3 separate regions of the Homo sapiens genome follow, and regions 2 and 3 are each linked to region 1. A link is a contact called in ENCODE Hi-C or POLR2A ChIA-PET data. All regions are on one chromosome and are shown on one strand. The core of a region is the stretch at or near the end of the contact, and the rest is flanking DNA. Distances in the headings are between cores, read along the strand shown.

Region 1 (5,026 bases), core at 1,871-4,370:
TTCTTTCCACTACCCCACTCTTCCCAGCTCTAAGAGTGGGATTCAGTAAGCCACAGCAGCAGCACTGCCAGGGCTCCATTCTTTTGTCAGCAGAGGACTCCAGCCCAGGGTCTCAGCACACCAAGGGTTAAGGCTGAGAGGCAGTGACTCTCTGGGGCTGCACAAAGGGAAATGCACTTCCTGCCCCAGCAGGCAGAGATGCTGTTTTATGCTCAGTAAATTAGGACGTTTGTTTAATTACGACGACACACAGATTTTGTTATTCTAAATATTTTTGGAACATGATGCTTGGGAGGAAGCTGTCAAGGCACGGGTTTTTTTTTTTCTCTCTCTCTCTTTTTCCTTTGCTTTGGGTTTCTCTTTCTCCCCCTCCAAGAGAAGGGTAGGGCCAGGCTCAGAGGAAAACAACAGCCAACCCCTCCTCTCCTTTTGAAATAAAGATGTCAAGCTGGTAAGGGCTGTCTTAAGTACTTTATTGAAGAATTAGCTAGAAGAGGAAGTAAAGGAAGAACAGCCAGCCTGGTTTCTAGCAATACCCTACCAGGCTACACAACAATGCTGCATTTTTTTAGTGTGTTTTTCTTCTTTTAAAGAGCTAACAGATCCTTGTTTTGTTTTTTCTGGAGCAAGAGCGGGCAAAAGGCAGGCTGTGATTAACATGCGTCCTTCATCCTACGAGAGAGAAGTTGTCCCATCTCCAACCCCTTAGGTTAAAAAGTTTAAAAATAAAAGCAAGAAAGCCAGGGCCCTCCCTCTCCTCTACCCTCCTGAACCTTTCAGATGAACAGCCTCACCGAATGCTGCCCTTCTCTCCGGGGCTGGGGAGCTCCCCAGAGCCTGCCAATGCCGGCTCTCCAGACACCTGGCTCTGCCCACCTGCGCTGCCAGGGTTTGCTGAGTGTGGAGACTGAAGTTCTTTGGTGTCACCCCACAGTCATCCAGAGCGCAGTGGCTCTCAAATTACACTGAGCAATCTCTCCATGTTTTTAATTACCCCCCAATTATCCACTAAGTGGCTCCTCACTTTCCAACACCGCATGCTTGCCTCAGTTTGCCAAACCTGCAATGTGCTTCTCCCTTGTAGCAGCCTCCTCCTTGCCCAAGAGAAGTGGCCCCTCTCAGCCTTGAAATTCCTGAGTCCTTTGTCTATGGCATACTTGGGACACACATCACAGGCTGCCTTTGTATTTCACTGGTTCTGCCACTTTCCCCTTGAGGACTGTAAACTCCCCAAGGGCAGAGGCAGGGCCCCGGGGATTTCACAGGGCAGTCTGGCTCCCTTCTCCCAATCCCCATGACTCACAGTACCTTTCCGGGGTCCCTGTCATCTCTACCTCACGTTAGACTCATCTACAGATTTGTCTCAGTTCTCCCCTAAGTGCCCATGGGCACGGGCCAGGTCTTACTCAACCTCCCACCCCCCCACCACCTGGCAGAGTCCCTGGCACAGAGAGGGCAGTTAAATATTTGCTCAATTACACATCTGTGTCCCCTTCCCCCACACATAGCAGCCTTGTATATAAACTGACTATTATTAATTGAGTGATTGTCTCAAAAGGCCTCCCTCCTTACCAAAAAGGGACTCCTAAGCCATCAGGTGAGCCAAACACTGGCCCAGACAGTGTAGTTAGAATGGCCACAGTGCTGCGCTGCACGGAGAAGGAGCTAAGGCTCTCTTCCCTTTCCACGGTTACTCATCAGTCACTTTGAAATCCTGTTAAACCCAGAAAAGGGCGCAGTGAACCGAGAAGTGGCTGGGCCTCTCAACTGCCCGGTGGAGACAGCCGCCTGCCTCTACGACCTGGGACTTCCCAAGGAGTCTTCTCTCCACACCGGCTGGGTGGGGCCGTGCGCTCACCCTGCCCCCCACCACAGGACAGCCGGCAAGCTAGTGCTGGGGGTGCTGAGTCTCAGTTTGAAACAGCGGGGCTTCCCTGGAGAATGAGGGTGCCGCAGTCCTGTCTCCTGTGCGTGGCCCCAGAACAGGATGGGGTGAGGACCCCAGCACAGGGAAGCGGGTGCGTGGAGTGGAGAATAGAAAACTCCGATTTGGCTCAAACAGGAAAGATGCAATCGCCCAGGCCTGCTCGTAACGGCAGAGCTAGCTGCCCCCGCACCCCGCCCAGACGGGATGGCCCCTGGGTGCGGTGGAATCAGGTGCACGCCTGGGCGGCCCCGACGGCTGCTGCATTCCGGGCCTCCCTCCCCCGAGGATCAGAAGTCGGAGGTCGAGGGCTGGAGCAGGGACTGGGGGTGGCCCTTCCTGTCTCGCGCCCGGGTCCCCGCCGGGTCCCCCTTGTCCGGGCAGCCGCCGCACCTCCCCCGGGCCCTCCCCGACCAGTCCGACGGCAGCGGGCGAATGAGGAAGTCGGCCGCGGAGGCGGAAACCGGGCCGGGTGCAAGGTCTGCAGCGGGACGGTCCGACTCTGACTCAGGAGGACGCCCTGACAGCTGCCAAACGGTGCCCGCTGCCCGTTACCTCCGTGCCTCAGACGCCAGAAACTTCCACGGGAGCGGCTGCCCCGGGCTCCCAACCCGTGAGGCTGCGTCCCAGGGGCCGCGGCTCCCGGAAGGGGTTAAAAAGTTTGCCCGAGTCGGGCCTGGGCGAGGCGAGGGCGGGGCGCGTGCCCCAGCGGCTGGGGGAGGTCGGCTCCAGTGCCCAGTCCTGAGACCGCGCCGGGGGACACGGGGGGCGCCGGGGAGCGCCGGGTCCCGAGGCCGCCCCTGCACCCCTAGGCCTCGCTGCTGCCGGCGCCCTCCCCGAGCGCCCGCGTGGGGGTCCCGGTCCCCCTGGGAAGGATGCGGTGCCGGGCCCTGAGCCGCCGGCGTTCGCCCCCGCCCGCGCGGGTGGCGGGCCGCACTGAGCCCAAGAACCACCAGTCGGCCTGGCGGCAGCGCGTCTCGCCCCCGCCCGCCCGCCGCCGCCTGCCCGGGGCGGGACCGCGGTGGGGCTCGCTCACCTGAACCTGGATCTGCCCCGGGAACAGGCGCTGCTTCTCCCGAGAGGACTTTCTCGAGCGCTCGGGCGGCGGCCGGGTGGGGCGAGCGCACGAGGCGGGAGCTGCAGCAGGTCAGCCTTGCTTAGCCTTCCGTGCCCTGCCCAGGAACCGCGGTGATCTGCGCGCCTCACCGCACCCAGCTCGGCTCCTCGCCGCCTTCCCGCCCCGCCCTCGGAGCCGCGGGACCATTCCCAGCCGGGAGCCGGCTCCGGGGCGGAGCCTGGGGCACAATCCCGCCCCCTTCCTGCTACACCCACTGCAGGCCGCGCCTGGCCTTGATGGGCAGACGTATTGGCCTGTGGAAAGGGGGTGGGCGGAGCCTCTGCGGCCAGATGGGTGGGGATTCAACATCCTCTTTCCGCCCCACCTCCACCCGCTCCACCTTCCCCCGCGCTTCCTAGGCGGGAGCCCCGCCCTCTAGGGCGGGTCCAACGGACAGCCAGGTTCTAGGACAAGGATTGACACAGGGGGAATCCAATCAGGAGGCGGCGACTCGGGGCGCGGAGAGCTCCGGGCCGGGGTTTTGGTGCCTTGCCTGGGCCGGGGCGAGGCCCTGCGGGAGCCGACTGGGAAGGTCTGGAACTCTGACACCCCGCCCCGCGAGCTGTGCTCTCAGTCTCATGTCATCCCACCACAAGGACAGATATTAAGTACCATATATGGGAAAAATGCTATTTTACATAATTATGATCCCTGTGGGGGCGGGCATGGACTCAGCCCTGGATTCCATTGTGAGCGTCTTGAGTTCGATTCCTGACCCTGCCTCTTTAGGATCCGCACGTTGCTGCCTTTCAGCCTCCAAACCTTCGCTCTGGCCGTTCTCTCCACCTGGAATACCCTTCCGAGCCTCTCTTCACCTCCATGTCATTAACTCGCATACATCCTTTCAGGTACTTGTTACAAATTGCACTTTTTTTTTGTTACTGTCCACTACAAGAGGATAAAAAATGTTTTCATTTTTAAATGAAAAATCTTTTGATCCATTTGGAATTTATTTTTGGGGTAAGGAAGAAACCTAAGATAATTTTTGTAATAGCCACTTGTCCAAACACTGTTTTCTCCACTGATTTTAGTTGGCACCTTCATCGCCTATAGAACTATTATACTTGAAGCTGTTTCTGACTTGTATACATTGATCTCTCTGTGTGCACCTGTGCCAATCCCACCATGCTTTAATGAAGATACCTTTATAATACATTCTATATCTATGAGGGCAAATTTCTCATCATTACTCTTTCTTACTGGAATGTGCTTGCTATCATGACTATTCTTCCAAATTAACTTCAGAAAAAAGCTATGTTCTAAAGGCAAAAGAAAGCTGGGAAAAAAAGATTTTGCAACTCTGTGACAAATTACTATCAGCAATATATAAAGATCTCTTCCCAGTTGATAAGAAAAACCTCGGCCGGGCGCGTGGCTCATGCCTGTAATCCCAACATTTTGGGAGGCCGAGGCGGGCGGATCACCTGAGGTTGGGAGTTCAAGGGCAGCCTGACCAACGTGGAGAAACCCCGTCTCTACTAAAAATACAAAATAATTAGCCGGGCATGGTGGCCCATGCTTGTAATCCCAGTTACTCAGGAGGCTGAGGCAGGAGAATCGCTTGAACCCGGGAGGCGGAGGTTGCAGTGAGCAGAGATCGTACCACTGCACTCTAGCCTGGGCAACAAGAGCATAACTCCGCCTCAAAAAAAAAAAAAACAAAGAAAAAGAAAAAGAAAAACCTCAAAGACTCCAAAATAAAAATGGCCAAAAACAGGAACAGGTGATTTTAAAGAAGAATTATAAATGGCCAATAATTATTTTTAAAAAGCCATAAGAAATGCAAACAAAACAACATAAAATGCCATTTTCACCTAATTAAAAAAAAAATGCTCAATATTGGTCAGGTTTATAGATACAGATGAGAAAGTAAATTGATCAATTCTATCTGAGAATTCATCTTAAAAGACATTAGAAAAGTACACAGATATGAACTTTAAAGTTCTTTGCAGCCGGGCGCGGTGGCTCACGCCTGTAATCCCAGC
Region 2 (5,026 bases), core at 1,207-3,706, 5.1 Mb before region 1:
GCTTAATTGGCAGACTGTTTCAGTCTATAGGATCTGCAGGAAGGAGGAGTAATAAAGGGATTTTTGACTGAGCTCTTATGGAACAGAGTCTCTCTAGGCCCCTGTCATATCTGCCCTTCTGGGCCCTGGGGAAAAGTTGGCATCCCCAGTTGTGGTGCTCTCCAGGTGCCCTCAGGCTGTGGTGGAGGGAGCTTCCCATTCTCTCCTTCAGCCCACTCAATTCAGAGGCTAGGGGCTGAAAGAAGCTTCTCTACAACTGGCTGTTCACTGGGAGGTTAAGGGATGACCATCCAGCCAGGCCTTCCTCAGGACATGGGAGGGCTTATGCTTTAACATGTGTAAATCCACTGCAATAATGACTGGTTCTTTTACCCCATAAGGTTGAGAATTTACCTGTAAACATTTTTGTCTGAAGAATTTGGATGTAAGTGAGGGCTGGGCCTCTATCTTATCTCACTTGGCTTCTCTCAGCACAGCACCTTGCCTGCTTGTTCTTACACATCCTAGATGCACAGTAACTATTTCCTAATTATTAGAAATCTATTAGAATCAATTGATTTCAGCTGGGCTTGGTGGCTCCTTCCTGTAATCCCAGCACTTTGGGAGGCCAAGGCTGGAGGATCACCTGAGTCCAGGAGTTTAAGACCAGCCTGGGCAACATAGGGAGACCCTGTCTCTACAAAAAATAAAAAATTAGCCAGGCATGGTGGTGTGCACCTGTAGTCCCAGCTACTCAGGAGGCTGAGGCAGGAGGATCTCTTGAGCCTGGGAGGTCAGACTACAGTGAGCAATGATTGTGCCACTGCACTCCAGCCTGGGTGACAGAGTAAGACTCTGTCTCTTAAAAAAAAAAAAAAAAAGTTGATTTCTATTTGGATAGATAAATAAAGGTCATTTTAGGACCTTTCTTTTTCACTTACAGAAATCTGTTTCATTCTGGGCTGAGAAGCAGGTCCATATTGCTAGGCATAGGAGAAAAAGGGGTCTGTCTGCATTTGCCCTTGGTGGTCTCAAATTGGGGAGGGAAAGAAATGAACACTTACTGGCTACCTTCTGTGAGCCAGGCATCATGCAAGACATCTGTACATAATTTAATTCTCATAACCCCATAAGATATTATTAGCAATGTACAAGTGAGGAAACTGAGGCTCAGAGTCATGAAGTAACTGGCCTTGGGTGACACAGATGGTAAATGGCAGAGAAGGAATATGGATCCAGGTCTTGAAAGAGAAAATCTCAACTGATTATCTTTTTTAAAAAACTCATATGTTCTCTGCTGACTCAAAAGGTCTCTGTGTGGATCTGGGTTGACCCACTGAACTGACCATCAGGGTTCCATGCACTTTGTATCTGCCCAAGCCCTCAGAACCCCTCAGTAATGTTTTGGAAGATGAGTTTTGGAGGTTGTCCTTAGGCATAGCCTCAGCGTATGTAGGCCTCTAGGTGATCTCCCCTAACCTGAGGATTTCAGCTCAATTCACTCTGGCTCCTCAGGACAGTGGGATGACTGGTTCAGACCTCAGCTTTACCACCTCCCAGCTGGGTACTCTTCTACCTACAGCCAGGGCAGATTTTGACTTTCACTTGAAACTTCCAAAAATTGAAAGGTAGAAAAACAGCCTTGGCTTTGGGAAGAACGTATGATGTCCATGGCCTCTAAGCATCTGAGGTGGGACATGTTCGAGTAGCACCTTACAGTTCCAAAGTGTGTTCTGGGTTCTTTGTTTAAAAGAACAGAGACTGCTGGGGAATTGAACACTGTGAAGTATATGAAGGAGGAGAATTGTGCTATTTAACATTCAGTACTTGGGCTAAAGGAGAAGCATCACGAAGTGTTAACACTCAAAGGGTCTTGAGCTGTCAGGGCTCCAGCTTCCTTATTTTCACAGGTGAGAATCCTGAGGCTCAGCTGTTGAGATGTGCTGTCTCACTCCGGTGACATAGTACAGTGGATGTGGCTTTGCAGCCAAGCACACATAGCTTCACATTCCAGCTCCATCAATTATGTATTGGGCAGCTTTGCAGAATGATTTGACTTTAACTCTGCTTTTCAGTCTTCTGTAAAACAGGGATAATCCTGCTACCGTAGGGTTGTCAGGATTAGAGATAATATAAATAAGGTACCTCATATAGGACCTGGATTATGGCTGGCATTCAATAAATAGTAGCTGTTAATTGATAGCTAAGCTAGAACTCTGAAGTCTACCATGGCAACTTCTTAAGTGGTCTGAGAACCCAGTTGTGTTCTGTGGCAAAACACAGCTTAGGGATCCATACCCAGCCCTCCTGTCAGCTGTTCACCTTCCAGTTCTTCAGAGACATGTGTGGCAGTGACTTTGGCCACATAGCTGGCTGTGCCCTTTAAAGGCATTCCTTGACACAGATATGTGGACTGGTGACGTTGCTCTCCAGCCAGGTGTTCTTCCCAGCAGGCTGGCCTGGCTGTCTCCTGCATGCCTGTACTTGTTTGTCTCCCTGCTCCCTCTCCTGGGCCTGGCCAGAGCTACTTGCAGCAAACAAAAGCAGGATATTGGCAATGGAAAGGAGGGTGTGTTCTGGTGCTCCCATGCCCTGCGGCGCACATACCATTGCAAGGGCGTAACAGAGCCCAGGCCTGCATTTGGGTGCAAATAAGTCTGCACACAGAAGAAAAGAAGGACCTGGTGACCAGGAGCCATGGAACCCTTGTGCTCCCCTACCTGGGCTACTGGTTCTTGCCACTCCTACCATTTTCAGTTTGGAAATATTTGTTAAGGCTTTGCTCTTCCAGGTCCTTTGCTTGGTGCTGAGTCTACCAAGAGTAAGTGGGATGCTGTTTTTGTCCTCAGGGAGCTAACAGTCTAGTGAAGAAGAAAGATGGTTGCCCAGGAACTTCTAAGTCAGAAGGCAGGAGGCAAGAAGGAAGCCCCTGCTCCTACTGCCAGCCCTCTGTTGGGCACCCCATAGTTCTTCAGAACCACATTTAATCCTCACTGCAGGCCAGGCATAGTGGCTCACACCTGTAATCGCAGCACTTCGGGAGGCCAAGGCGGGCAGATCACTTGAGGTCGGGAGTTCGAGACCAGCCTCACCAACATGGGGAAACCCCGTCTCTACTAAAAATAGAAAAATTAGCCGGGTGTGGTGGCATGCGCCAGTAATCCCAGCTACTCAGGAGGCTGAGGTGGGAAAATCACTTGAACTCGGGAAGCAGAGGTTGCAGTGAGCCGAGATTGTGCCACTGCACTCCAGCCTGGGCGATAAGAGCAAAATTCCATCTCAAAAAAAAAAAGAAAAAAGAAAAAATCCTCACTGCTACCTTGAAAGTAGGTGATGACATTGCCATTTCACAAATGAGAAGTGAAGGGGCTAGCCCAAGATCACTTAGGTGGTAAATGGTGGTGCTAAGATTAGAACCTCAGATCATCTAGGGAAAAACACAGATATGCACAGAGTTAAGGGGACCCAGGGTATTGTTTGTCCTCTTGTTTCACAGGTGGGGAAACAACCCAGAGAGGGAAAGGGGCTTGTCCAAGGCAATTTAGCACCCAAGAACTTGAACCCATATCTCTCTCCTCCTCATTTAGAGCTCATCCCACATGTATCTTATATTGAGAGGAGTGTGAGCCACATACCAAGAACAGTCTTCCCCTCTGCCTCCAACCTCACTGTGCAGTTTTGAGACACTTCACAGCCATACTCTTCATGCCATACCCAGCCCTTAAGACCCTGAAGTTCCCCTTCCATAAGACAAGTAGGAAAAGCTATAGGGTAAAAATAGCCATCAGTGTTTGTTGAGCACCCAGGAGGAATTGGGCACTCCAGAAAGATAAAGGGATTCTCAGGGACTTGCTTCTCTAGACTTCCCTAGCTCAGCTGCTTCAACTCATTCCTGCCCCTCTTCTCTACCTCCCGCAGTGCTCAGAAGTAGTAGAACTCACTGTGGCCTCTCACCTTGCATTGTTGAGTTTTATTTAGACTTTCTCTTCCTCAACTCTTCATAAGCTCATGAAAGGTGAAGTAGGGTGCCCTGTGTATTTATCTTTTATATCTGCAGTGCTTAGCAAGTTATAATAATGCACTTGCCTGGCAAAAGGCTTTCTCTCATACATTAGCTTATTTCCTCTTCACATTGGCTCTTTGTAGTAATAGGATGCTATTAGTTATTTTCAATGAGAGAAAGCTACTAAGAGAAGTTGTCCAGCTAGTGACAGTAAGTGGCTGATAAAGTGAGCTGCCATTACATTGTCATCATCTTTAATAGAAGTTAACACATACTGAGTTTCTACTATATTGGGTCTTTTTTTTTTTTTTTTTTTTTTTTTTTTTTTTTTTTTTGAGACGGAATCTTGCTCTGTTGTCCAGGCTGGAGTGCAGTGGTGCAATTTTGGGTCACCACAACCTCCGCTTCCCAGGTTCAAGCGATTCTCCTGCCTCAGCCTCCTGAGTAGCTGGGACTACCAGTGCACGCCACCACGCCCGGCTAATTTTTGTATTTTTAGTAGAGACAGGGTTTCACCATGTTGGCCAGGCTGGTCTTGAACTCCTGACCTTGTGATCTGCCCGCCTCAGCCTCCCAAAGTGCTGGGATTACAGGTGTGAGCCACCGCGCCCTGCCTATATTAGGACTTTTATATAAGCTATCTCTAGCTAGCTAGCTAGCTAGCTATAATGTTTTTTGAGACAGAGTCTGACTCTGTCACCCAGGCTGGAGTGCAGTGGCGTGATCTCGACTCACTGCAACCTCCACCTCCTGGGTTCCAGTGATTCTCCTGCCTCAGCCTCCCGAGTAGCTGGGATTATAGGTGCATGCCACCACGCCCAGCTAATTTTTTGTATTTTTAGTAGACCAGGTTTCACCATGTTGGCCAGGCTGGTCTCGAACTCCTGACTTCAAGTGATCCACCCGCCTCGGCCTCCCAAAGTGCTGGGATTATAAGCATAAGCCACTGTGCCCAGCTGCTCTCTATATTTTTAATACATATTATTTCCATTAATTTTCACAGCAGTTCATTTTATAGATGAGGAAACTAGGCCAGAGAAGTAA
Region 3 (5,026 bases), core at 1,351-3,850, 5.1 Mb before region 1:
AGGCAAATGAGAGAGGAAGGCCGTAGGGAAGGGCTTCTCTCCTACCTCCCACGTCTTTATCTGTCCAAATCCTTGCTATTTCCCAAGGCCCCTCTCGGTTGCGTTCTTCTGCAGGGGATTCCCCCCACTTCTACTTCAGGAAACAACCCATGCTTCCTTTGAGCAGCTCACATCTAAGCGTACGCTCTGTGCCAGTCCTTAGGTAAAATGTTTTACTTTGTGCCGGGAGCGGTGGCTCACGCCTGTAATCCCAGCACTTTGGGAGGCCAGACGGTCGGATCACCTGAGGTCAGGAGTTAGAGAGCAGCCCGGCCAACATGGTGAAACCCCGTCTCTACTAAAAATACAAAAATTAGCTGGGCGTGGTGGTGCACGCCTGTTATCCCAGCTACTCAAGCGGCTGAGGCAGGAGAATCACTGTAACGCGGAAGGCGGAAGTTGCAGTGAGCCGAAATTGCGCCACTGCACTCCAGCCTGGGTGACAGAACGAGACTCCGTCTCAAAAAATAAAAAATAAAAAATAAATGCTTTATTTTGATTATCCCATTTAAACCTAGAAAACTCTCTTGCTGCTTTGGGAGCAAAAAGCCTGCGCTCTGGAATCTAAGAAACGTGAATTCAAATCTGTCCCCTGCCATTGCCTTTGGTAAATCGCTTAACTTCTCTGAAGCTCAGATGCCTCAAACGACTTCTTCCCGCGGTGTGTGTCAGGGGAGGTTGGGGAGCTGGGGTTGTGAGCAGTGTGGGTCTAGCACACTGCAGACGCTCCGCAAACGGTCAATAAACGCTGAGGGGCCAAAAGCCACTCCTCAGGACGCGCGGCGGAGAGACCTAGCCTCACCCCAGCCTCGCCCCGCGCAGTTGTTTACAAGCGCTCGCGGCGGATGAGCTCATACGAGTGGCGGCGGCGGCCAATAGGCTTTGAGCCCCGCGGCCTGGAGACAGCCCTGGCCAATCGGACGGCGCGGAGGCGGAGCGGGGCCGGCCGGCATCGCGCGGCCGCACGTGCGCCACGAGTGTCTCAGCCGCTTCCTGTCAGCGCCAGGAGCGGGGATTCCCGGGGTCCCGGGCAGGTACCTGGACAGCGCAGGTCCTCGCAAGGCCGTTTCTCAGGGACGCCGGCCTCGCCACTGACGTAGCACCAGGGCCCGCGCGGGTCCTCGTCCGGGTTTCGGCAGTAACTGTGATTGCCGGCCCCTAAGAGAGGAGAGAAGGAAATGTGTGCCGGGGCTGGCACCGGGAACGCGGCCGCCGCCCGCCAGCCCCGGGGCCGTCCCCCGGAGGACACTTACCCGACACGGGGGCCGAGGCCAGCCCGCTCTGCGCGTCCAGCCAGTTGAGGCAGCGGAGGCCCGGCGCGGGGGAGGTCTGGTCCTCCCGGTACAGGTGGCCGTTGTCCCAGAAACAGCCTGTGAGGAAAAGAAGCCCCCGGACACAGAATAGCGGGCAGCGAACGGAAGACGCCCAGCGTGGCGGACAGGGGAGCCGGGACCACCCGGGCTGAACCTCAGCCTGGTTAGGGGACCCCGGGCCCTGCTGGGCCTCCCTCTCCTCTCGTGGCAACACCCCCACGCCCCACGCACCCCCCCCCCCCAACTCCACGCACACCTCAGGGTGTGAAGCCCCCAGCCTGTGCCTGTCCCCCAGTCAACGCTCAGAGACTGTTAGGTTTTATTTATTTTTGAAACCTGGAAAGCGCTGCAGAAGTGCAAAGCGTTGTTACTCTTGAACTTGTGACCACTTTGGAGGAGGAGATGGAGAGGAGGAGGCCTGGCTTAGGGTCCCTTTGAGGAGCTGGGAGTTTTGGGACGGGGGGCGCCCAGACGTGACATTTGTCCCTGTGTTGTAATGGCCACGTTACATAAACTCCGGTGTTTCCTCCTTCACGGATACGGCCACCTTCTGCCCGTTTAAAAGGCAAATACTCCCTCCCAGGAGAATTCTCCAGGAGCCTTGACTCCGTCAGGCAAAAGATTCAAGACAGCCTCAAACGGAGGAAACCGGCCTCATCGCTGACTGGATGAGACTCCAAGCTCCCACTCCCCTCTGCAGGAGAACCACAGAAGGAGGCTGGGGAAGGAGGACCACACCATGCAAAGGGCTTAGAAAGAACAGGACTTGGGGAGTAGGGGAGATGAACCCCCAAGCTCCATCCACTCATGAGCAAGGAAAGGCAGAGAGAAAGTGGCTTCTTGCCTTTGTTCTTAATGGCAAAGATGGAGCTGCAAGCCCCTGACAAGGAAAGGAGGGGTGGAAAAGCTTTCACGGGACAACAGAAACCGGCTAAACGCTTCGTTTCCTGTCATCCTGGCCCTGTTTGGGAAATAGGGGGCTTTACCCCTTCTGTTTCATGAAGTTGCTGCGGAAAGGAAAGATTGTAATCTCACCTCCAGATCCATAGGCTTCTGCTAGGAGCATGTTGCTGACGAGGAATGCTTGTACCCAGGCCAACAGCATCCTTGCCTCCTTCGTCTTGCAGGTGATTGAACGACCAGTGTTTAACCGAGGCCCCCTTGGCGGCGGCTCTGCCTCCCAGTCCCAGCCTTGCAGTCAGACCTGCCCTTGTTATGCTGTTCTGGTAAACAGCCTCTCTTTAGAACTGGGAGCTTCCCAGCTAGCTTGCTGCAGCGCGAGCTGTTTTTCAGCTGAAAGGCGCCCCCTGGGTCCTAAGCCTCCTAGGTCATGCAAAATCTAACTGAGCCAAGAAAGGAACTCAGCCAAGAGATATGCAGGTTGTGCTTAGCAGCCGATCAGTTTGAGACCTGCGAGGCCGCATCCCCAGGGTTTTTCATCTCTTCTGTTTCCATTTGTGTGAGTACAGAAAAAATAATTCTATCAAGGGGCATCATGGGATGTGGGAAATTATAAGCACTAAAACACAGAACAACTTAGGGAGCTATGCACCCAGGAGGAATTCATGACCACATAGGGGGGAAAAAATAAGAGTTTCTGGTGGGGAGTGGAGTAATAGTTTTTTTTTTTTTCTTTTCTTTTCTTTTTGAGACAGAGTTTCACACTGTCGCCCGGGCTGGAGTGCAATGGCACAATCTCGGCTCACTGCAACCACCTGCCGGGTTCTCGCAATTCTGCCTCAGTCTCCGGAGTAGCTGGATTTTTTTTTTCCCTCACTCTATAGGAAATCCATTTGCTGTAATTTATATCCATCATTAAATCTCACCATATCCATTTGACTTAGGCCTTTTGGAGTTAGGCAGAAGGGCCCTTCTTCCTGTTTGGCTGACAGCTCCCAGGCAGCCTCAGTAAACTGAGAGAGAGAGCAGAGTGATTCGTCAAGACTACCTTGTGACAGGGGCACACCACCACAACCCAGCTAATTTTTTGTATTTTTAATAGAGACGGGGGTTTCACTGTGTTGGCCAGACTGGTCTTGAACTCCTGACCTCGTAATCCACCTGCCTCGGCCTCCCAAAGTGTTGGAATTACAGGTGTGAGCCACCGCGTTCGGCCGAGTAACACTTTATACCCATCCTTGAAAAAGAAAAAGGGCCTTTATGAACACTGACACTTAAAAAAAAAAAAAAAAAAAAAAAAAAAAAAAAACAGTGTAACTTGGCCAGGGTCAAATCTGTCACATTGCTTTTTCTTACATTTGAGGTTTTTTGGGGTGTTGTATATAGTAGGACTATAGAAGGAGTATCTTTAGTTGAAAACACATGTTATGCAAACATGGAAAAATTTGCTCAGCTACATTGTAATAGTCTACCCTTTCTGCCAGCCCTAAATTGTATAGAGGAATTTAAGTAAAATGTTTGCTTTTTTTTTTTTCCCTCACCCTATAGGAAATCCATTTGCTGTAATTTATATCCATCATTAAATCTCACCATATCCATTTGACTGAGGCCTTTTGGAGTAGGCAGAAGGGCCCTTCTTCCTGTTTGGCTGACAGCTCAAGTTCCCAGGCAGCCTCAGTAAACTGAGAGATAGAGCAGAGTGATTCGTCAAGACTACCTTGTGACTCAGTCAGATCCCAAAATAGAAATGGGGAAACTCTGTTTCAATCTTGCAGGCTGTAATTTAAGGAGGAAAACAACTAATTTTTTTTTGGGTGGGGGGGACAGAGTCTCTGTCTCCCAGGCTGGAGTGCAGTGGCACCATCTCGGCTTACTGCAACCTCCACCTCCCAGGTTCAAGCAATTCTCCTGCCTCAGCCTCCCAAGTAGCTGGGATTAAAGGTGTGCGCCACCACGCCTGGCTAAATTTTTTTTTGTATTTTTTTAGTAGAGATGGGGTTTCACCATGTTGGCCAGGCTGGTCTCAAACTCCTGACCTCAGGTGATCCACCCACCTTGGCCTCCCAAAGTTCTGGGATTACAGGTGTGAGCCACCATGCCTGGCCACTTTACTAAATAAATTTTAAAAGCTTTATCAGGGAAGAAAACTAGTGTCAATTCAACTAATCTGAGGTGAATCTGAATTCACTACACTCATAGAAAGGATAGAGAGATACATTTAATTCACTCTTTAAAATAGTTTACTGATAATGTTTGATCCCTTTCGTCCATTTAATAAGATAGATTGCTTTGTTTTTGCAATCACTCTCCTATCTCCCCACCCAAGCTTCTGATCCTCTGACTCTTGACTTGGTCTACCCTGTGAATTACACCCTAGAGTCTGTAAATTTATTCACACATATTCATACACAGATACGGTAGCATTTTAAAATTTGGCCAGGTATAGTGGCTCACACTTGTAAATCCCAGCACTTGGGAGGCCAAGGTGGGAGGATGAGCCCAGGAGTTTGAGACCAGCCTGGGCAACATAATAAGACCCTCATCTCTACAAAAAAAAAAAAATAGGTAGGTGTGGTGGCACTCATCTGTAGTCCCACCTACTGAGGTGGGAGGATCATTTGAGTTCAGGAGTTGGAGGCTGCAGTGACCTGTGATCATGCCACTGCACTCCAGCTTGGGCAACAAAGAGAGACCCTGTCTTAAAAAAAAAATTTATTTTTTTTGAGACAGAGTCTTGCTCTGTTGCCCAGGCTGGAATGCAGTGGCGCCATCTC

What was found. A loop is a pair of places that touch in the nucleus more often than their neighbours do. ChIA-PET counts read pairs that join two places held with the same protein, here RNA polymerase II (POLR2A). Pooled maps may share reads with other maps.
Region 2: a map of transverse colon shows a loop between it and region 1 (27-fold over the local background). The contact joins the enhancer-like site here to the promoter of MYH9 in region 1. A Hi-C loop is called at or near these places in 1 of 168 maps with a recorded cell type or tissue (transverse colon). POLR2A ChIA-PET finds 5 or more read pairs at or near these places in 1 of 52 experiments (PC-9).
Region 3: a pooled map shows a loop between it and region 1 (14-fold over the local background). The contact joins the promoter of PIK3IP1 here to the promoter of MYH9 in region 1. A Hi-C loop is called at or near these places in 5 of 50 pooled maps. POLR2A ChIA-PET finds 5 or more read pairs at or near these places in 3 of 52 experiments (GM12878, PC-9 and T-cell).

The regions. Positions count from the first base shown.
Region 1 is chr22:36,384,847-36,389,872 of GRCh38, forward strand. MYH9 (myosin heavy chain 9) reads right to left here and starts at 3,121. Exons shown (of 41, transcript NM_002473.6): 1 at 2,961-3,121. MYH9-DT (MYH9 divergent transcript) reads left to right here and starts at 3,748. Exons shown (of 3, transcript NR_183573.1): 1 at 3,748-3,889. RefSeq lists enhancers at 280-993, 765-954, 994-1,707, 1,465-1,514, 3,138-3,432 and silencers at 2,145-2,374, 2,655-2,734, 2,765-3,344.
Region 2 is chr22:31,251,700-31,256,725 of GRCh38, forward strand. All of the region lies in intron 2 of LIMK2 (LIM domain kinase 2), which reads left to right. Among named protein-coding and RNA genes, the nearest start is that of PIK3IP1, 38 kb to the right of the region's middle. Within about 2 kb of position 2,457, at least 13 of the 41 ENCODE cell types and tissues checked have a DNase peak (open chromatin) inside an H3K27ac peak, as active enhancers do; they include transverse colon, where a contact is called at or near this core.
Region 3 is chr22:31,289,888-31,294,913 of GRCh38, forward strand. PIK3IP1 (phosphoinositide-3-kinase interacting protein 1) reads right to left here and starts at 2,601. Exons shown (of 6, transcript NM_052880.5): 1 at 2,388-2,601; 2 at 1,293-1,409; 3 at 1,078-1,197. The coding sequence starts at 2,457. LOC105372997 (a long non-coding RNA gene) reads right to left here. Exons shown (of 4, transcript XR_001755493.3): 3 at 3,843-3,934; 4 at 3,057-3,265. RefSeq lists enhancers at 594-793, 1,934-1,983 and silencers at 844-1,073, 1,254-1,373.